Linked DNA regions of Homo sapiens: region 2 is linked to region 1. Evidence: read pairs that join two places in POLR2A ChIA-PET (ENCODE). Cell type or tissue: Panc1. All regions are shown on one strand. Each heading gives the region's core, and the rest is flanking DNA. Links, peaks and the distances in the headings are about the cores only. Region 1 has its middle 230 kb from the start of LINC01254. Region 2 holds the start of LOC105371985 (a long non-coding RNA gene).

Region 1 (11,193 bases), core at 1,458-9,457:
TGCATGCTCCTAGATGCTGGTAAGAGGATCCCAGGTAAGGAGATGCCAGTCTGGGTTGAGATCCTCTGGGCTGGCCTGGACTAGTGGCTACTTCAGAAGAAGCAATCCACTCTATGTAACAGAAGGAAAAGAACTGGAAAAAGAGAAAGGCAAGCAGGATGGCCAATGCTGTCAGCCAGCTTCTCCTCTTGGCTGCTACCCCAACTCTAACAAAATCTATTGTAAATTTCTCCATGGCCTCTAAAGATTTTTTTTTATTATTATACTTTAAGTTATAGGGTACATGTGCACAAAGTGCAGGTTTGTTACATATGTACACATGTGCCATGTTGGTGTGCTGCACCTATTAACTCGTCATTTACATTAGGTATACTCCTAATGCTATCCCTCCCCCCTCTCCCCACCCCACAACAGGCATGGCCTCTAAAGATTTTGAATTATATTTTCAATAATGATAGTAGCTGACATTCATGGTACATTTACTAGGTCAGGCCCTGTACTAAATGCTTCATATATTTATCCTAATAACAGCTTGAGAGGGAACTCCTAACTTATGATTATTTCTGTTTTACAGATGAGGAAAGTGAGGCTTGCAGAGATCATGTAACCTCCTCAAGGTCATGTAACCTCCTCGAGGTCATGTAACCACCTCGAGGTCATGTAACCTCCTCGAGGTCATGTAACCACCTCGAGGTCATGTAACCTCCTCAAGGTCATGTAACCACCTCAAGGTCATGAAGCTCAGGAGATGCCAAGTTGACTTTGACTGCAGAATCTTTAATCACTAGACCCCTCATCACTAGATTATTCCAGTAATGATATCATCCTTATTCAGATTTGGACACTGAGCACCAGGCTGTGAACTACAGATAATATCACCTAAACTTCTGAATCTAGCCTTCTGGAAGTGAGAAGCAATTAGCAAATCAAAAGGAGCTGAGGCATCTGGGAAAGCAATTTGGAAGTTATGACAAGGCAACATCTGTGAAACACAAATTACAATTCTTTAGATTCTCCTGTGGGAGGATGTAACCATTGTGGCAGCATGAAGAGTCTCACCTAATGACACAGAGCCACAAGAAAATTAATCGGAATAAGAACAATTTTTCCTAATAGGGAAACCTTTTAGGTTTCTGGACACTTCTTCCAACGTCAGGTTATGGAAAGCTCATTAGCTGAGTCACTTAGGATAGAATGAGACAAAATGTTCACAAACATCCAGGAGCAATCTTCTCACATCGGACAAAATGACCTAACTGATCTTCTCATCTCCAATTGTAATGAATCTCTTCATTTTCCACACAAAACTCCCCCATCCGTTCATCATCATTTCCTCTCTTTTGAATTCATAAAAATATGAAACTAGAATATTATGATTCCCCAGAAAATTAAAATATTGCTCTGTCACCCAGGCTGGAGTGCAAAGGCGCCATCTCAGCTCACTGAAACTTCCGCCTCCTGGGTTCAAGTGATTCTCCCGCCTCAGCCTCTCGAGTAGCTGAGATTACAGGCGTGCACCAGCATGCCAGGCTAATTTTTGTATTTTTGTAGAGATGGGGTTTCACCATGTTGACCAGGCCAGTCGTGAACTCCTGACCTCAGGTGATCCGCCCGCCTTGGCCTCCCAAAGTGCTGGGATTACAGGCATGAGCCACTGTGCCCAGCCAAGAAGCAATTTTTAAAATTCAAATGCATGTAAAAACAATTTTAAGGACATATTCTTAATGGTGTAGCAAAGTGAAAAATAAAATGCCTTATGGAGAACAATCGTCCACTAAGATGCCTACCTGTCATTTATAAAGATCCAGGGCAACAAAATGAAACAGAGTTTCCTCTTCCTGTTGCCACAGATAGTGTAGAAATAGCTTGGAGCTGGCAGTCTCATGGTAATAAGCCAATAATACTAACTGCTGTCTATTTAGTACCTACCACATGCCATCCAGGCCTCACAGCAACCTGTGAGGCAGGTGTTACTAAACTGGAAACAGACAGGACACGGTTCAGAGGTCTCAGGGCTGGGCCAGGGGGCAGGATCAGGGCCTGGGTCTGGCTCTGGAGCCAAGAGCTTGAGCTTCACATCACAGCCTCCCATCCAGGGCAGCAGGCTCTGGGACAGCCACACAAAGAGTGAAGTCTGCATGTTTCCTGGGGCTGCCGTAAGAAGTTACCACAAACTAGATGGCTTAAAACAACCCCAATGTATTCTCTGCTAGTTCTGCAGGACAGAAGTCCAGAGCCAAGGTGTGGCAGGCTGCTTCGTTCTGGTGGCTCCGAGGGAGTCTGCTCCTGCTTCTGGTGGCTTCTGGCATCCTTGGCAGTCCTTGAGCAAGCCTGGCTTGTTGTCGCCTCACTCTAATCTCTGCTTCTGTCTCCACGTGGCCTTCTCTCTCTGCGTTGATGTCTTATCCCCTCCCTTTTCTCTCAGAAGGACACCCTAAATCTACAATCATCTCATTCCAAGATCCTGAACTTAATTACACCTGCAAAGACCCTACTTCCAGATAAGGTCACGGGTCCCAGGGGTTAGGAGACAGACATATTTCTTTGTGGGGCACTATTGAGCCATGACAGGCTCCCTCTCTACTGAGAAGTTCAGTAACTTATCCTGAGCCACACTGGGCTTCCAGGTAGGATTTCAGCAGGATTCACACTGTGGCTTTTACCAACAAGTGCGTTCCCCCTTGTCTCCTCTCTCTGAGACTACAGCCTCAGTGGTACTGAGAGGTGTGAAGCCAGCTGGACTTCCTGGGTCGAGTGGGGCTTGGAAAACTTTTCTGTCTTACAAGAGGATTGTAAAATGCACCAATCAGCACTCTGTAGCTAGCAAGGGGGTTGTAAAATGCACCAATCAACACTCTGTAAAATGCACCAATCAGTGCTCTGTAAAATGCAACAATCAGTGCTCTGTAAAACGCACCAATCAGCAGGATCCTAAAAGTAACCAATCGCAGGAAGGATTGAAAAACGGGCACTCTGACAGGGCAGAAATGGAACATGGGCAGGGACAAATAAAGGAATAAAAGCTGGCCACCCACCAGCCAGCAGCAGCAACCCAGTGGGGTACCCTTCCAGGCTGTAGAAGCTTTGTTCTTTTGGTCTTCACAATAAAATTTACTACTACTATGGGTCCGTGCCATCTTTAAGAGCTGTAACACTCACCGAGAAGCAGCTTCAGTCTTGAAGTCAGCGAGACCAGGAACCCACCGTCAGGAACCAACTCTGGACGCAGTACCACAATGCAGGCCAGGCGAGAAACAGCATGGTGGGCTAGCCTGCTGAGGCTGATGTAACGGCGCCACATCCCGCGCAGCTTAAGCAACAGAAAAGTACTTCTCAATTCTGGAGGCTGAGGTTGGAGATCAAGGCGTTGGCAGAGCTGGTTTCTCCTGAGGGCTCCTTGGCTTGCAGATGGCCGTCTCCTCCCTGTGTCCTCCCATGGTCTTTCCTCTGTGTGTGTCTCTGTCTAGTAAGGTCGCCAGTCCTATCTGATTAGGGCTCACCCATGGACCTCATTTTAACTTAATTAGCTCTTCAAAGGCCCTAGCTCCAAAACAGCCACATCCTGAGGTATGAGGGGTTAGAACTTTATCACATGAATGGGGGGTCAGAGGCACCATTCAGCTCCAAACAAGCAGTGGAAGACTTGGAACCAGGAGCGAGCAAGCACTGGGAAAGGGAATCCAGGCAGCATCCCTCAGAGGGAGTGGTGGGTAGACTTGTGGAGCGGAGTTATCACAAGGAAGAACCACTTTCTCCCATAGAAAGCATGGCAGACACTGAGTGTGTTCCATACAACTCCTTTTGAGGGAAAACCACAGGGCCACTCTCCTGCCATTGCAAATCCCTATATAATGTGACAGAGGCCCATGCAGACTCTCAGGGAGTGCAGCTCCCCTGGGAAAGGGTCATTTGCGGAATCAAGAGGAGCTATTCCAGCTCTTCTGTGGTAAGATGAATCAGAAGTCAGTTATTTCCCTTGCCTTGTCCACACCTACAGAAACTAAATTAATTTAGATGCATTTCTTTCGGGGGTTCCTGTCTTCTGTGAACCTGAGTGTAATTAATGCTTCACATTGCATAGTTCTTTGCTCCTGACCACTCATTGTCGTTTGCATTGCCTCCCTTTGTTGATATTCAGAACCACACTGCGATCCTGGTGTTACTTCTCTTATCCAGATTTTACAAATGGATCAGTTAGGAGAAACTACTCATTCAGTTGTTCACTTAGTAAGTGGCACAGGTGAGATTTGAACCCAGGGCTTCTAACTCTTTCTGTCACATGACACAGACTTGCACAAGGCATGTAGGCTGAAAGCTAGAAACCTCTGAAACGTGTGTGCCCGACCTCGCTTCCCCTTGTTCTCCATGGGCGGTCCCACTCGGAGGCCATTCTATATCTGGTTCCAGGAGGCAGCCTGAGCCCACAAGCGGACATCCATAGCCCTGGTCCCACAGTCTTGATGGGTGTGGATGGAGACAGGGTTGGCAACCTTGGGTTAAAGGGGCAAGGGTGAGTCATCAGTGCCTGTGTCCCTGAGAACACCCATTCTCAGCTGCCCCCGTCCCCAGTGTCCACCTGGCCTGTAGTGATGTCATCCACAGGACACAACTCTGCCCATGTTCCCTCTCTTGTACTTCTACCAGCCCTGAGCCCATCTGAGGCTGTGTTCTCTGTCCAGGCCCCAGAGGCCTTGCTTCATTGTCAGTCTCGGCACCTAAGGAAAAGCCTCTTGCCAGTCTCTTCCTGCTCCCCATCAGCCCCTCACTGCTGAAGCCCATCAGGCCTCCAAGCCCACTGGAGGCTGCACAGACAGCCCCCCATTCAGAGCTCTGCTCCAGTGTCCCCTCTTCAGAGAGGACCCCGGAGCAGCCCAGCTAGCATTCCTCCCCAACTTCCTCTCCGGCCCCTCTGCTCAGCCACAAAGCCACTCTAATTATAGGACCTTCTTACGGCACTAATCACTGCATGGAATTATTTGATTTAGGTTTTCTCTTGGTTTGCTAGCATCTGGAACTCCAGTGTGACAGCAGGCCTGGCTTACACATCAGTGTCAAGAAGTGCACGTGTGAATAAGTCCACAGCACTAGCCCTCTGGACGCTGGCACAGCCTGGGCCCCGGTCACAGTCTCATTTGGTAGAGAAACTCACAGTCAGCCTGTTGGGAGCCTGCTTGTGAGACTCACTTAGTATGATTCCAATAAGGATGGATAGAAATGGACCTCTGTGCCATTGAGACTCTTGTCATCAGGCCTATTTGATTTGAGTCTCGTCGTCTCGGGATTGTTTTTTCTTTCCTACAGCCAGCTCCTGGTAACGTGATGAAGGCAGACCCTGACACAGGACAAATCAGGCATCGGAAACTTTTCTGGCCACTGGAATTCCCCTTCTTTCTTCCCCTCCTCCTACCTTCCTCTAATCATCTCTCCTTCTCCCTTTGGACAATGAAACTTGTACATCCAGACTTGTTTAATTTGCACCAAGTAAATACACAGGTTCTATTAGCCAAATTGAGCATTTGTCAAACATCCAGAATCTCTTTCCCAATGAGATGTCCCTGGGCCAGAATGAGCTGGGCTTTAAGGCTGGCCAAATGGGGCCATTAACTCTGGTGTTGTCGTGGCAACCTACCCCTCTCCTAGAGGAAGATAGAGGGACAGAGGATGGGGAGAGGGGAAAGAAGGGAGGGTGGGCATCTGGGTGATGACTTATTGGGGCAAAATTCCCATTTTCTCCCAATGATTGTGGAGTCCATACTTAATCATTGCCCTAGGAACTTTGCCCAGTATCAAAGCCAAGCTCTTTACCTTGGTGGATTTAAATGTTTAAAGTGCATTTCCTTGTAGCTGGGGTTCAGAGAGAACATCAGAGTCCAAGGCTTTATTGCCCCCTACCTTAAGTTTTCATTTTTTGCTGTGGTCTTATTTGGTTTGGGGATCAGGGTTATACCGGCTTTGTAGAATGAGTCTGGAAGAATTCTAACTCTTTCAATTTTTTGGAAGAGTTTGAGAAGAATTGGTATTAGTTCTTTAAACATTTGGTGGAATTCAGCAGTGAAGCTGTTTGGTCCTGGGATTTTCTTTGTTGAGAGACTTTTTGTTATTGATTCAACTTTGTTACTGGTTATTGGTCTGCTGAGGTTTTCTATTTATTCTTAGTTCAGTCTTGGTAGGTTGTATGTATCCAAGGATTTATCCATTTTTTTTTTTTTTTATGAGACAGAGTCTCACTCTGTCGCCGAGGCTAGGCTGGGGTGCAGTGGCGTGATCTCAGCTCACTGCAAGCTCCACCTCCCGGGTTCACGCCATTCTTCTGCCTCAGCCTCCTGAGTAGCTGGGACTACAGGCACCTGCCACCACGCCCGGCTAATTTTTTTGTATGTTTTTAGTAGAGATGGGGTTTCACCGTGTTAGCCAGGACGGTCTTGATCTCCTGACCTCGTGATCTGCCTGCCTCGGCCTCCCAAAGTGCTGGGATTACAGGCATGAGCCACTGTGCCTGGCTGAATTTATCCATTTCTAATAGGTTTTCAAATTTACTGGAGTATAGTTGTTTATAATAGTGTCTAATGATCCTTTGTATTCCCATGGTATCAGTCATGACATCTCCTTTTTCATTTCTGATTTTATTTATTTGAATCTGAGAAGAAGTTATTTCTAATATCTTTAACTATCAGTTGAGGGCTCTGGAGATCCACCAAACATGGTCATGAGAGAGGGTTATTGGGAGATACTGGTCACCAAAACTTGGCGTCACCCCTCGCACACACACACACACACCCCACACACAATCCACTGATGACAGCTAAGAGTCCCCAAGCGTAATCTTAGCCCCACTCTGTCCTCACTTGGACAAAGTACTGGTGCTAACATAGTGGAAATGCTTTTTCTCAGGTGTGAAAACACAAGCAGCTACTGTGTGGATTCACTTGATCAGGTATTGCCTTCTGGTAGGAGTCCAAGAGCTTTGATGCGAGAGCCAGCCTGTTCACACCCTGACTTCGTCACCAGCCAGCTCGGCCACACTGGGTCAACTGCTGAGCTCTCTAGGCCACAGGGGTGGTGATCGTGCCCACCTGATAGTTAATGCACACTAGCCACAGGCTTCCATCAGGAAAGAGTTTAGAACAATGCCCAGGCCACAGTAAACACTGTCTAAGAGCCAGACATTATTCTTAAAAGGCCAGCATGTATGAGAAAAATCTTATACAGTATTATATCACAGGTTTCTTGATGTCCTATTTTTGAATCTTTTTGATGCCTCTTTATTGAACACTAAGTGCTCTAAGAATAAATCATAAACAAGCCAGACTGTGTCCTCAGAAACTCACATTCTAGAAGGGGGGAGAATAAGTAAGCAGTGACGTAAATTCTGCAACAAGGGCGAGCTTGGGGCACTTCATTCCACATAGGCAATGTCCCTAATTCAGCCTTAGAGGGCCAGAGACAGCTTCCCTACAGGAGCTGAGTCCTACAGGTACATCCACAGTTTCTACACCTTTTCTCACCTATCAAATGCAGCAGCTTTTGTGTGCAATGGGATTATAGTTACAGGTAAAAGGGAAGCTCATAGATTTTCCATGTTTAGGACAGCATGCTTCTGACATTTAATGCTCTAATAACTTGAAGGCCAGACTGCTATTAATGTAGAGTCTCAGAGACTGTTGGGTTGTAGTAGAAAGAAATTGGAATGTAAGTCAAGAGACTTGGCCTTCAGTGTTTGCTGTCTACTGTTAAATTTGGTTAGCCTAAAGCTGCCTCCTTATATATTTTAAATTCAGCCTAACATTTCTCCATATATAGTGAACTGTAACCTAACTGCATGTGTAAACAGGTGTAACGTGCTCTTGTAACAAGGAGCCAAGTCTCAGCCAATGATAGAAGCCAGACTTCAATCATTCACAGGTCGCCAACTATTTAAACCACATTCAAATAAGGCAAACACCAAGCTGTAACCAATCTAGCTGTTTCCATACCCTACTTCCATTTTCTGCACATTACTTTCCTCTTTCGGTCCATAAATCCTTTCCAACCACACAGCACTGCCAGAGTCTCCCAAACCTATTCTAATTAGTTGGGTGGGGCTGGAAGAGGGGGTAACAAGGGGTGTGCTGCCTGACTTGTGAATCATTCATTATTCAATTAAACTCTGTTAAATTTAATTTGTCTAACAAATGGTGTCAGAAGTGAGACTTGAAAGTTAACTTCCAGTGACCCCCAGGAGCATTGAGCGACCAAGTGAGGTACTCAGCAGACCCACTGTGCTCACTGCCTTCTCACAGAAGCTAGGAATCATGGGTAAGTTCTCTCTCAGGTTCTGAGGTTCCATGGATTTGTGTTTTCAGCTCTTTGAGTTTGAACAAATTTTTTATTCAAACTGGGCTGAAAAGTCCCAATAAAAACTGGACTGAGTCCAGGATGGGATAGATCTGATAATTAACTGGCTTAGATCCATGTAGAAGCCTCAGATGTCCAACTGGGCCAGACAGAAACTGGCAGTGAATAATAAAATTGGGGTGGGGGGGCTTTCACGGGGGTGTTTGTGTTCTATTTCCCACCCCTATTTTTTTCTTGCATGGTGAGGTAGAGAAAAATCACTGGCTAAGTTAATAAAGGTGATCTGAGAGCCAAAGCCAAAATTCAATGTAAAATGAGATCTTTAAATTCTAAAAAACAAAACACCCCCCTTCCATCTACAACTACCCACACATATATAAGCATTAGACCCCCCAAAACCAGAAACACTTACAAAAAAGACAAAATCTTACTAAAAATAATGTAAAATTAGAATGCAATATTCCAAATAAACAATACTACACATTAAAAAATACATTTAAAAATAAGGGTTCTTAAATTAGACTGATCCAAAAATGTTTACTAATGTGTAGAAGCTTCTAAAATTTTTTCAATATTTTTATTGCCTCTTTCAAAAGACTATAAAAAACAAATTAAAATCTTAATTGACTAATTAATTTAGAAACTTAAATCTGCTAGCCTTTTGGCTTAATTACTATCCTTCTATAAAGGCTTTTTAAAAGGCTATTCTAGATAAAATATTTATAAAAGATAGACCCTCAGGTAGAACAGGCATACTTATTTTTCGGAGCTGTCCATACTGAGTCCAGACGTAGAAAATATTTTCTTTGCCCTATTCTTTAATGAGCTCCACCTTAAGCTCAATAATTTTAGCTAAAAAATAATAACTAAGTTAAAAAGACCACCTATTAAACTAAATCTGCCTCCAAAATACAGCTTACAACATTAAGGTGGCCATTTTCAAACCCTTTTTTAAAAAAATTCACATCTATAAAAAAATTCAGTTATAAAGATATCTGCCTCTCTGCATCAAAAAGAGAGGAAGAAATGAGTAACTAAAACCTCTTACTGTTAGTTTAAGTTTACATAACTAGTCTTACTTTTACTTGAGGTATTTTTCCTTGACATATTGTCTTACCTGGGCCTTTACCTATACTCTCATTCCTTAATTTGAACAAATTATAATACAATATTTGAGCCTAACATCTCAGCTCTGTACTTTTGAGATAAACATTTTCTGTCTTTGTATTTGGCTGTTCTTACATTCTTATAAAGGAATATCTGAGGCTTTCATTCCTATAAAGGCATAATTTATAAAGAAAGAAAGTTGAATTGGTTCACACTTCTGCAGAATGTACAAGCATGGCACCACTATCTGCTCAGCTTCTGGTGAGGGCTTCAGGAAGCTGACAGTCATGGAGGAAGGTGAAGGGGGATGCCAGCATATCACATAGTGAGAGAGAGAGAGAGAGCAAGAGAGAAGGGGAAGTCCCAGATTTTTTTTTTTTGAACAACCAAATCTCATGTGAACTAACTAAGCAAGAACTCACTTATCACCAACGGGATGGTGCCAAACCATTCATAAGGGTTCGACCCCCAGGATCCAATCACCTCCCACCAAGCCCCACCTCCGACATTAAAAATCACCACACTTCAACATGAGATTTAGAGGGAACAAACATCTAAACCACATCAACTTTGTTTCACTTAAGAGTCATTCCTTTAAAAATACAAATTTAGGGTTGCTTGCTAACAAATACTCAAGATGATAAAATGTATAAGGATGTATAGTCTAAACAGAAAAAAAAACTATTGGCCAGTGTGGTGGCTCATGGCTGTAATCCCAGCACTTTGGGAGGCCAAGAAGGGCGGATCATGAAGTCAGGCGTTCAAGACCAGCCTGGACAACATGGTGAAACCCCACCTCTACTAAAAATACAAAAATTAGCCAGGTGTGGTGGTGGGCGCCTGTAATCACAGCTACTTAGGAGGCTGAGGCAGGAGAATCACTTGAACCCAGGAGACAGAGGTTACAGTGAGCCAAAATCACATCACTGCACTCCAGCCTGGGTGACGGAGCAAGACTCTGTCTCAAAAAAAAAAAAAAAAAAGAAGAAAAGAAAAAGAAAAAAAGGAAAAAAAACTATTTAAAAGACAACAAATAAAAATTCTCTATAAAAGCTATAAGATCTGATTCTGCCTAAGTATTTATCTTATGGGTGTGTGTGTGTGTGTGTGTGTGTGTATGACAGTTATATCACATTTATATATACTTGGTAAATAAAGCTAATTTAAAATTTTAAGTAAGTTTAAAATTCTAATAAAATAAAAACGGCTTCAAATTTGTCAGTTAAATATAATAAAAATATTTTTGCCTGGTTCTATGGGTTAAACAGATTTATACTGTCCCCTCTACATATTTTAAGGCAATAAAATTGCTGCTTCTATAATATTGTTAATGCTTAATTTGTTCACTAAAGAAAAAGACTGGCTGCTAGACTCCCCAAAGCCTTACACACATCTTACTGTGAGCTTGTCTTTAGTTTGAGGTTATAAATTCTAGGCTCTAGACAGGTGGCCATAATGAGGCCTGGAGACATGTCCTTGGCACCTTGACCACCAGCTGCAAAACAAAGTCAAACCCAATATGGCCCCTTTCTCCCTGGCCCAACTTTGCCTCCTGGCCATACTGAGAGAGTCAAACCTTCTAGACATCCTCTTCACAGGTTTGTCCTCTCTCAAGTTCTATACCTGATATATAAATTCAGGACCCAGAAGGGCTCTGTCATTCATAGCCATCCTGGGTGCCACATGGGTACTCAGGACCTGGGATAACTGGGGAAGACATTAGGGAGGGTACCTGTGTCACAGTTTCAAAAT
Region 2 (11,193 bases), core at 1,504-9,503, 140 kb before region 1:
AAATTATAAAGAGGTAGGCTCCAGAGATCACAGTATGGGATATCTGAATGTTCAATGGGTAAACAGTGAAGAAATAACTTCCTCAGCAAGAGGGAATATGCATATAGAGAGCTATGAAGGCAGATAGGAATTTGACATGTTCAGGAAACCACAAATTTGAAAGTCTTTCATTCCAGAGTGAACTGCTACGGTGAGAGATGATAGATAGATAGAGTGATCGATAGATAAAGAAAATGACCTCCTGCCCTACCCGGGTGATTTGATGGAGATGACAAGTTTAACTGAAACTCGAACTCAACGCAGGATGAAGAAAGGGTTTAGAATGGGTGGCAGGTGGGAGAGAATTTGTATATATACGTGTTGCTGTTAACAAAGATCAAAGTAACCCTTCATTTCACTACTTCATTGCTCTTATTTAGCCATATATTGAACTCATTTCCCTCTGGTCAGAGTTTTGAAGTTATAAAAGATATATATACACTTCCAAAGCAGGAGTGGACTGAGTCAAAATCTGTCGAAGGCGAAAGAAACTTTGGCAATTATTGAGTGAAGTGATTTTCAAAGCATGTGGCAGAAGTAACTTCTTTTTGGAAGTGGAAGCTCAACGCCTCTGGCAGGAGCAGGGGCAGCTTTGCTAGGGGCAGGGGAAGGCAAGTGTAGACTCCACCTGTTCACCCTCCCTTCTTTCTCCCAGCCTCTCACCTTTCCCAACCCTCCCATTGTCAGGAACAAAGCCTAAAGCTGACTTCGCAGATAAGGAAACTGAACTGAAGGGCAGAAACCAAGTGAAGAGAATCCTGGCAGGCCCATCAGCGGCATAGGCAGGGCCAGAAACACAGACTCAGCCTTGCAGAACTACATTGAGATGCAGGTGATGTCATTTTCTTTTAGGGTTAAGTTCGTTTATCACCTGTGAGGAGTTTGCCTCATGAAAGAGCAACAGATGGGTGAACAGTATAGAGGCCAGGTTACTCTGTGTCTTTTGTAATTGATGACAAATCTAAACTGCTACACGGGGCGACAAGAGCAAAACCAGAGGCGTCCCAATGAGGAAACGTAGAATGATAGGTTTTATTTTTTGCTGAAAACCATGCGATATGAAAAATATTATTTTTTAAACTAAAATCCAGGTTTTTAACAAGCATTTATCCTACACTTTTTGCTGTAGTGCTGTACTAGATACTAGGCATGCTTTGGAGAATCAAACAGACACAGCCTCCACGCACAGAGGTGCATAATTCAGCGGGAAGACAGACAAGAAATAGAGCTAACAACTTAGACTTTTTTTTTTTTTTTGAGACGGAGTCTCACTCTGTCGCCAGGCTGGAGTGCAGTGGCGTGATCTCAGCTCACTGCAACCTCCGCCTCCTGGGTTCAAGCAATTCTCCTGCCTCAGCCTCCCAAGTAGCTGGGACTACAGGCGAGCACCACCACGCCCGGCTAATTTTTGTACTTTTAGTAGAGATGGGGTTTCACCATGTTGGCCAGAATGGTCTCTAACTCTTGACCTCATGATCTGCCCGCCTTGGCCTCCCAAAGTGCTGGGATTGCAGGTGTGAGCCACCGTGCCCGGCCACAACTTAGACTTTTTAATGTGCTGTGTACGAGTTCATTTACCACTCACAACAACTCTACGAAGATGTTCCTCTCATTATCTGGGGGATGGGGCTGGCTGCAGAGCCCAGGCAGCCTGCTACAGGGTAATTGCTTGAACACAATGAGGGCGGCCCCATAATTATGACAGTGCCACCAAGGCCAGGGCAGGAAGCGAGGCACTCACTCGTTGTCTCTGCACCTCAACTACCAATATTTTTATTTTTGCCTATTTGTTTAGTTGTCTCCACACATGCCCTTCTGATGTTTACATAGTAGCAAAAATTGTATACACATAATGGACTGTATTATCCATAGCCTGCTCACCAAAGCCCCACTGGATATCTGTGACAGGCCCTACTAATCCCCACAAACTAATCCTAAAATAGCCAAAGCCTTATTAGTATGGCCTTCCAAGAGTACTCACTGGATGGATGACTCACCCCAGCTTCAGACTCAGCCCTCAGTATCATAAGATGAACAGTCTTCTCTCTCCTGAACTTGAGGTTTGGTCTCTGAAGCCCCCTGGGGCCAGATGAACTGGAGGCTTATGGGATGGGGTCGGGGGGTGGGGAGAGTACATCTCAGTGGTTGAAAATGAGTAATGTCAGTTTAAATTACTTTTACCAATGCTGCTGTCCGTCGGAAACATCGGCAGTTCTCTTGCTGGTCCCTCTTTCCCCTGAGCTGGAAGGTGGAGGCCTCTGCAGAGTCTGGTTTCTCCATCAGTTCAACTTCTGTCTTGAAACTGCCTCTCAAAAATTCTCCCAGTAGTACCATACTCACTCATTATGCTTTTTTGCTATGGATTTATTCTGCTCTTATAAACCTCACTTATTGCCATGGAATTTGGGCTGGAAGGAAAGGCAAACATATGCTCAAGCTTCACCTTGAACTTGAGCTCCTTGCGGATTTAAAAATTTTGTGCCATCACCTTTTCAGTTGCCACTGCTTCCTTCCATCACATCTTTTTTTTTTTTTTTTTTTTTTTTTTTTTTTTTTGAGACAGAGTGTCTCACACTGTTGCCCAGGCTTGAGTGCAATGGCACGATCTTGGCTCACTGCAACCTCTGCCCCCCAGGTTCAAACAATTCTCCTACCTTAGCCTCCCAAGTAGCTGGGATTATAGGTGCCCGCCACCATGCCCAGCTAATTTTTTGTATTTTTAATAGAGACAGGATTTCACCATGTTGGCCAGGCTGGTCTCGAACTCCTGACGTCAGGTGATCCGCCTGCCTTGGCTTCTTCCCAAAGTGCTGGGATTACAGACATGAGCCACCGTGCCCTGCTCCATCTCATCTTATATTTCAGCCTTTATCACTGTCTTCATGAAGTTCATGCTTCATTGAGATTTATTGAGAACATAATCTAATGTTTTTGAAAACTTTCTTGTATTTCTTGTGGTAAGGTGCTTCTTTTATATTTATTTATTTATTTATTTATTTATTTATTTTGAGTCAGGGTCTTGCTATGTAAACCAGGCTGGTCTTGAACTCCTGGACTCAAGCTATCCTCTCACCTCGGCCTCCCGAAGTGCTGGGATTACAGGTGTGAGCCACTGCACCCAGCTGATGCTTCTTCTGAATAGGACTTTTCTTTTCCTGTGGCTAGAAGTGTTTCATTGGCTTTGTTTTTTTCCCGTCTTGATTGAGGCAAGATCTATCCAGATACTCACAGATGGGACAGGTGACATCCTTGCATGCTAATGAATAGCCTAGTTTCTAGTGCTATTAGGGGGTTTCCTTTTCTTTGTAAAATTTTATAAATAATTTGTTAGGCAGTTGGGAGAGTAAATGAGATATATGCTTAAACACAGAATGATCAAAGGAACAGTCAACACAGATGACTAGACTCTCAAATGTCCTCAGTGAATCTTCTGCTGTGAAGGTCACAATCTTTAGAACTGATTTGGGGTTTTAATTTTGCACTCTGTTCTTTATTTCTGGCCCCACTGGCATCTATTGTAGGTTTACTTGCCCCTTTTTTCTCGACAAAATGTTAAAATACTTTTGAGAGTCTCCTTAAGATGATATGATTTCCATGAGAGTTTATTTCTAGGAAGATTGTGAACGTGGCTCACAAACCTTGCTTCCGGCTAAAAGACAGGGTTTTTTAAGGTGAAAATAATCAATATTCCCAACTCTTAAGACACACCAAAAATTCTTGGAGGAAAAATAGAGAATAATTTAAACCAGAGTGAATGAAGCTAATACTGATTGAAATCCAGAAAATGGGAATTCCAGCATTTTCTGTAGTCATGGTAAAATGCATTTTAACAGTCTGAATCCAGCCTTGATTGTCATCTAAGGGCAATGGAAGTAGTATTTCCAGCTCTGATCCACTGTATAGAAATGCAGACGACAAATGCATGTTGGAATTGGATGGTGGTGTGGTCCTTATGGGAAACATAGCTTGATTCACACGATCATTCGAATTCAATAGTTTTTCACAAAATCACAGAACTTTATTCTCTCATTTTACAGATAAACAGACTGAGGCCAACAAAGGTGAAGACAGTTGCCTAAATAACACAGCTTATTTGCAGAAGAGCTAACAAGCGTTGAGTCGATACTATTTTAGCTATATTGTGTGACTTTTTGTACCAGAGAACTTACAAAAATCATCAGGGCCAGATGGCCTGCAAGATATTGGATCATTAGGACATAAAAATTAGGTAGAATCAAGGTAAGCAGACATTTTCATCAAATTAACTTTTAATAAAAAATTAAAGGACTTTTAAGGTTGAGGAGAAATAAATATTCTCAATAGATTTTCAGAAAAATACGAGCTAAAATGTTGATTTAAGTAACTATTAAGTATTTGATGCTTTAAATTTTTCTGAAAAGAGATCAGGCTTTTATGGCCTAAATTCTTTGTTCAGAACAAATTAATCCGTGTAGTTGGGCTAAACACTTTACCTCTTGGTTATCAGCTTGATCTTTTGTAAAATGAGTGCTAAAGAGATGAGTAGTTTTCCATAGCCATGTTTTGCCATTCTACAAAACTTTATTGTTGACCATTGTTATGGGTCAAAATGGGTTCCCCTCCCCTCAAAATTCATACATTTCATTCTGAGTCGGTAGCTCAGAATGAAAGAGGTAATTATGTTAAAAGGAGGCCATTAGAGTGGATCATAATCTGGTATCACTGGTGTCCTTATAAGGGGAGGGATTAAGTATCAGAAAATGCATAAAAGAAAGACCACATGAGGGTAAGCAAGAAGACAGCCATCTAAAGCCAAGGAAAGAGGCCTCAGAAGAAACCAACCCTGCTGGAACCTTGATCTTGAACTTCTGGCTTCCAGAATGGTAGGAAAACAAAAATCTGTTGTTTAAGCACCTGGTGTGCAGCACATTGTTATGGCAGCCCTAGGAAACCAAAACAACTGTAAACTGAAAACAGCTATCATTTATTGTGTGCTGACTAGGTAAGACTGTACACATATTTCATTTAATCCTCTCACCATCTTCATGAAGTAGGTGCCATTACACACTCACTTCTCATATTAGGAGAGGGAGGTTTATCAGAATTCATCAGAACTCAGCTCAGCGCCGTGGCTCACGCCTGTAATCCCAGCACTTCGAGAGGCCAAGGCAGGCAGAACACCTGAGTTCGAGACCAGCCTGGCCAACGTGGTGAAACCCCGTCTCTACTAAAAATACAAAAAAAGTACCCAGGTGTGGTGGCAGGCAGAGGTTGCAGAGAGCGAGATCATGCCATTGCACTCCAGCCTGAGCAACAAGAACAAAACTCCATCTCAAAAAAAAAAAAAAAAAGAATGAAAACCACCACTATTCATACATTCCATATTGATTCAAAAACACTAAACATTCTAAAATATAAAAATGATTAGTCTGGTAGATGATAAGCTAATTGGTATCTTAAGCATAGCCCTTACATTCTGTTTTTGGTTTGTTGATTATAATATGAAAGTAGAATTAATATGAGGCTATTCAATCACTTCTCAGGTACCTGGTTTGACATATTTAATCTATAATTACATACATTTATTATCAAAATATCTGTATAGAAAATGTATTGAACTGTTTCTGGGTGGGCTGGTGAATATGATTGGCAGATGATCTAGTGTAAGAAATAGAATTAAACAAACTGGCAAGGCCAGATTGACATGCACACATTAGTTTGGTCATTGCCAACACTGTGCAGCATCCATCCCTCACAAATGCTTTCACGCTTAACTAAAGTTCTTGTATAATCTGTACAAGTGTATATTTTATTAAGGGCAATACATGACATAAAAATGTAACACTTCTCTTTAAAAAGAGAATAAGAATGCATTTATTACTTAATGTTGAATAAAGTTTGTTTACTTGGAAAGAAGATTTTTCAAAAGATTATTAGTTTATAGTCTTAAATGGACAATTCTTTAATATTTGGCTAAATATTCTTGGAAGAATGAATTGCAAAACTCCCATAGATGTGTCTTTTACTTAAGCTGAATCTTCAAGGAATGATGACTTGTCTTCAATTTTGGAGTTAAACTCACATATTTAAGAAAGTTAAAATGTTTTGAAATGCACAAAAAAAGTTCACTATGAGACGTCTCTTTGATTTTTCAAATTGCCGATATCACTGCACTTCAACAAAAATACTTTTCCTATGCCTGTAATTCCAGCACTCTGGGAGGCCGAAGCAGGTGAATCACTTGAGGTCAGGAGTTCGGGACCAGCCTAGCCAATATAGTGAAACCCTGTCTCTACTAAAAATACAAAAATTAGCCAGGTATGGTGGTGCGTGCCTGTAGTCCCAGCTATTCAGGAGGCTGAGGTGGAAGGATTGCTTGAACCCGGGAGGTGGAGGTTTGTAGTGAGCTGAGATCACGCCATTGCACTCCAGCCTGGGCAACACAGCGAGACTCCATCACAAAAAAAAAAAAAAAAGCAGCACAAATAATTTTCTGAATGCTTCAAAGTAATTTTTAAATTACTATTTCATAAGGGCTCTGGTTTGAAAATATGAAAATTATGAATCCATTCACAGATCATAAAACAATCATTGGAAAAACATTGAAGAAAAATAATTTAAGAATTATCACTAGAGGTAGTATTACAGTTAATTTTTAATTTAATTACAGTAATGCAGTTTTTCTTGAATGTCAAATCCAAGAAATTTTTTGTTACCTAACGAGGCAGCACATGCTATAGTCACATACTTAGCTAGAAAAATGTATGAGAAAGAATGAACATTTATCATTTATTACATTCTCCTAACGATGTTCACTATTAAACATTTTTGCAACTTTAAATATACATACAAATGTGTATTTACTTTTATTTTGCTGATAAAATAAAATGTTTTCACTTTCTTCTATTTTTGAAATTGTTTTATATATATATAACTGTATATAAAAGTGTTTATTTTCTTCTTTTTGAAGCTTATTATGACAATCCAATATGTGAAAGTCTACAGCAGAGAATTTAGAAATTTTAACTGTTTGTAACTGAATTTGTGCTAAGAGACACCATGCTAAAACTAAGGGGTTTTCATCACTAATATTTTATAACAGGTCCAAGAGCCAAATACAGCTAAATGTAAATTTTGTGCACTTGAGTTAGCCTAAGATACAGCAGAAACTAATCAGCTGGAAATGGTTTTTAGTATGACATAAATCAATTTTTATACAGCACTATTAAAAATTTCATTTTAAAATACTGATAATAGAAAAACCTCAATGTGATTACTGAAAAGTTAAGAGTAAATATTTTAAAAAGCATATCACTGGAAATTGTTCAAATCAATTTTATGTGCTTTACTCTTACAAATTTACTACCAGTAAAACAATGTCTTCTCTTGTCTTAATTACTGATTAACAGAGTTAGAAATTATGTTATCACACTTATTTCTTCAAAGAAAGAGAGTAGACAGAATAAACAGCAAAATGATGCTACACAGTTTCCTACAGTGAGGTGGGGAGAAAATTACCTTCTGGAACACAATGGTTAAAGATGTTAACATCCCCCTACTTTTTTTTTTTTTTGACACATATGATTCAAGCTTATGTAAAGTGGACCGACTTCTCCTCATTTACTTATCTACAGAACGTCGGTGCTCACCCAGTATGAGGATCATACGAATTGGTGGTTGGAAAAGCATTGAAATGTCACTGACTTTGACTGTCAGATGTGTGGGGTCAGGCAGGCATGTGTTTCTCGGATGCTCATTGTAGCTCTTGCTTATCCATTTTTATTAACTGATCCAGGTGGGTGTATAATGCTACAGGTAATGAACCCAGTGAACTCAAGATCTGCCTCCTCCAAGTGTGGTCAAATTCAATAATTTAGGATTAAGACAATTATTTATAATTAAAATCCCGAAGTAAACATTTACTAAGCACCTCCTAAATTCAGAACTGACACCTGTTGTTCGGGTGGCCAGTCAGGGTCTTCGAAGCAATTCACACACCACATTCCATGTTCTTCAGTGACTCACAAGGAAGTTGGCATTATTGTGTGTGGAACAGCAGCAGAGCTTACTAACATTCTCAGCTACAAAACAAAAAATAACGAACCAGAGACTTCAGCTCAGTTCTTGTGATTGGAGTTGTGTTTCCTCCAGAGTGACGAGCATGGTATAAGACGCCTCGCCCTGCACCCCATCACGGCTCTCCCCAGACAGCCCTGACAGAGGGTAGGTACAACAAACACACATTGCTCAGTCGCTGCCGTCACCTCTCCAAGCTTCTGTTCCATTCTCCACTCTCACATTATCCACTGTCATGAAACAAAAGGAGAAAAAGAAGAGAAAAACTACGTTCAAAATGTTTATTGTTACCATGATCATTACTGTTGTTATTTATTATACTGGTTTATTTTAGAAGGAAAATAATTTGGGTTTAGAGGTGCTTAGAGGTGGATTGTGGGAATTTATAGTGTAGTCGTGGGACTATAAGGATGAAGGAACCATTGCCCTTAAAAAAAATTAGGAACTTGGTTGGTTCGTTACAGTATTCATTGACATGAAAACATCCAGAAACTTACAGTCAGCAAGTGTGTATGTGAGTCACAACTCACATAATACTCATGTGAGTTGTGGTCAGAGACTAGCATCCCACGGGCCCTGGAACCAGACACACCTGGGTTTGATTTCTGACCACAGCTTATCACTATCTGCTCTTTGGCAGATGGCTTAACCAAGCTAACCTCTATTTTTCAGATCTGTGGAATGGGGATAATAATAGGACCTATCTGACAGGGTGGTTGGGATCATTGACTGAAATAACACATGAAAGAACTTAGCACAGTGCCTAGCAGGCAGTAAGTACTCAGGAAATGTCAGCTGCTGTCAAACTTTCTAGGAACAGAAAAGCAGAGCTGTATCTAATATAGCTTAAACTGGTATGCTCTGCAGGACAGGGAGGAGTCTCATTTTGCATCAAGAGCTTTCCATGGGTCATGTTATTTCACCCTGCACGATGCTGTGTGGTCTCATCACCACTGAACACACAAGACCCTGAGACTCTGAGAGGTAGACACTGCACTCTACAGCTGCGATTCACACCTGGATCTGCTGGCTCAAGGTCTGCACTCTTTCCACTGCACCACAGTAACCCACATGAATCAGCAATGAAAAGGCAAGACGGAGTAAGGTGAGGCCAATGGCGATGGGGAGCGCAATGGGATTTCGAGAAGGGGGCTCGTGTGAGCTGGGGCAGTCAGGAAGGGGGCCTGGCCCTCAGCTGAGTGGAAAAGGGCAAAAGGATTTGTTTAGACTAAGGGGAAGGGTGCACATTCTGGAAAGGTCAATTCCACCCCCTCAACCTTAGTCAAGACAGGATTTTATGCTCACCAGAGGCCAAGTCCTTCTTTGTCAGTTGATGTACCAACAGTCCTGGCTATGAGCTTGCTGCACAGTTCTCATCAGGACCAGAAAGGGGGCCTGGGTCAGCCTGTCCCTCTGGGGCCATCCATCACAGCTGCTTCTTACCCAGACTGGGGAAGCCCGGGACAACCTCTGAGTCCTGGTACCTGCAGCCAGGCTGTGACAGCATTTATCAGAGGGCTAGGGGCAGCCTGGTCCCTGCAGCTCTTGTATGCCTGCTGGGGAGGGCAGGACTGGCGGTAGAGAAGATGGGATCCAGCTGGGGTCTGCTGGCCTCAAAATGGTCTCAAGTAGTGAATGCAGGGGCTCCCACAGGACTAGAGCTTTGCATTTCTGGTTCTTCATCCAGTTCTGAAGCTTAGACATAGTGGATATAAAAATAATCTGGGGAGCTTGCTCACAATGCAGGTATTCCTGGCCTCACCCCAACTATTTTAATTTCAGGTAATTTGGGTGGGGTTCAGGAATCTTCATTTAAGAAAAATACCTCCAGTGACAGACAGATGGCCATCAACCACAATTTGAGGAAAAAAAAGCCTCAAGTTCATGCTATTGAGCTCAACCTTTGGGAAAAAATTCTTCTATCCTGTGTGAAAGAAAATGGTGTTTTTCTAAGTCCCAAGAAAACATCCTAAAGGGATGCAAGGAAGGATTCGATGGGCATTCCTTCCAAGGCATGAAAGGAGAGCGGATGGCTGTGTCTTGTACTCAGCCGCCCTCCACAGAGCCTGTGGCAGACCCGGGAATGTCCATGTGTCTCAGAGCTGAAGTGAGGTGCATAGGCCAAGTTCAAACCAGTGCCGCCTCCTTGCAGGGTGGTCAGAAAACACATGGACATTTGTCAAGAACTCTGGAGTAGCCCATGTCTGTGGTTACACAATGAAACATTCTTCCCCAGCAGCAACCCCCAGAAGGCTTCCAATATTTCGCGCCCACACACTGAACATGAAATAGTGATTCATGGTAAGAGGATGTGCATAGAAAAAGCTTAGAAGTGACCCCTTCTTATTTTGCAAATAACAAAAGGAAACACTCCTTTAGATCCCGTGTAATTCAGAAGCCGATTGGGTGGCGTGTGGGCTTTCAGAGAGAATGAAGACAGACATCTGGCAAGGACTTTTCTTGGTCATAATGACTTGCTTCTCATTCTGCTTCCGATGGCCTCCAAGAGGATGCAGTTATGGGGAGAAATGGGACGCAGGAGATCTGGGGTCAGGGGAATGTGGATCACAGGGGTGTGTCCAGATCCCTGGACCTGCCACGTTTGTGATCTCGGAAACATGATTCCATCTCTCCAGGTTTGTATTTCTCCATGTATGATTAATGGTGCCTCTACTGACATGTGGGCGTGATGATCATAAGATGATCAAAAAATGGTTATTGAGGCCAAAACTCTCAGCATCGTCGTGGACGCTTACACTGCACATCTGATCCATCGCAATACCTGCAGCTCTACTTGCCTTCTTGCGTCTCACCATTCCTCACCCTTGCCCCACTGCCACCCTGGCCAGAGGCTATCACTTCCCACCTGGGCTGTTGCAATGGCTTCCAAACTGGTCTCAAAGCTCCTCCCCTGGCACTTCAATCCAGATTCTTCCCCATCCAGTCAGAGCATGGCGCTCCTCTGCTGTTGCTCTACTCTGCCTTGCTTCTGCCCTCGGACTTGGTAGAATCTGCCTTACCTACAGAGCTATAAGGTCTTGCAAGTTTGATCTGCCTACATCCTCACCCATAGACAACTACCCTCCTCTCCTCCCACTT

Evidence for each region. Peaks named below come from ENCODE experiments on the same cell type or tissue, not always from the same donor. Only the 100,000 strongest peaks of a DNase experiment are listed, where the experiment ranks them.
Region 2: POLR2A ChIA-PET joins it to region 1 with 10 read pairs; 2 of 35 experiments call an interaction of 5 or more read pairs at or near these places.

What each region holds. Positions count from the first base shown.
Region 1 is chr18:10,183,531-10,194,723 of GRCh38, reverse strand. No RefSeq gene overlaps it. Among named protein-coding and RNA genes, the nearest start is that of LINC01254, 230 kb to the left of the region's middle. In Panc1, for the core only: no CTCF peak of the experiment used is centred there; no DNase peak of the experiment used is centred there.
Region 2 is chr18:10,320,154-10,331,346 of GRCh38, reverse strand. It overlaps LOC105371985 (a long non-coding RNA gene), which reads left to right and starts at 8,017. Exons shown (of 4, transcript XR_001753346.2): 1 at 8,017-8,241; 2 at 8,962-9,199. In Panc1, for the core only: no CTCF peak of the experiment used is centred there; no DNase peak of the experiment used is centred there; H3K27me3 peaks cover 1,683 bases.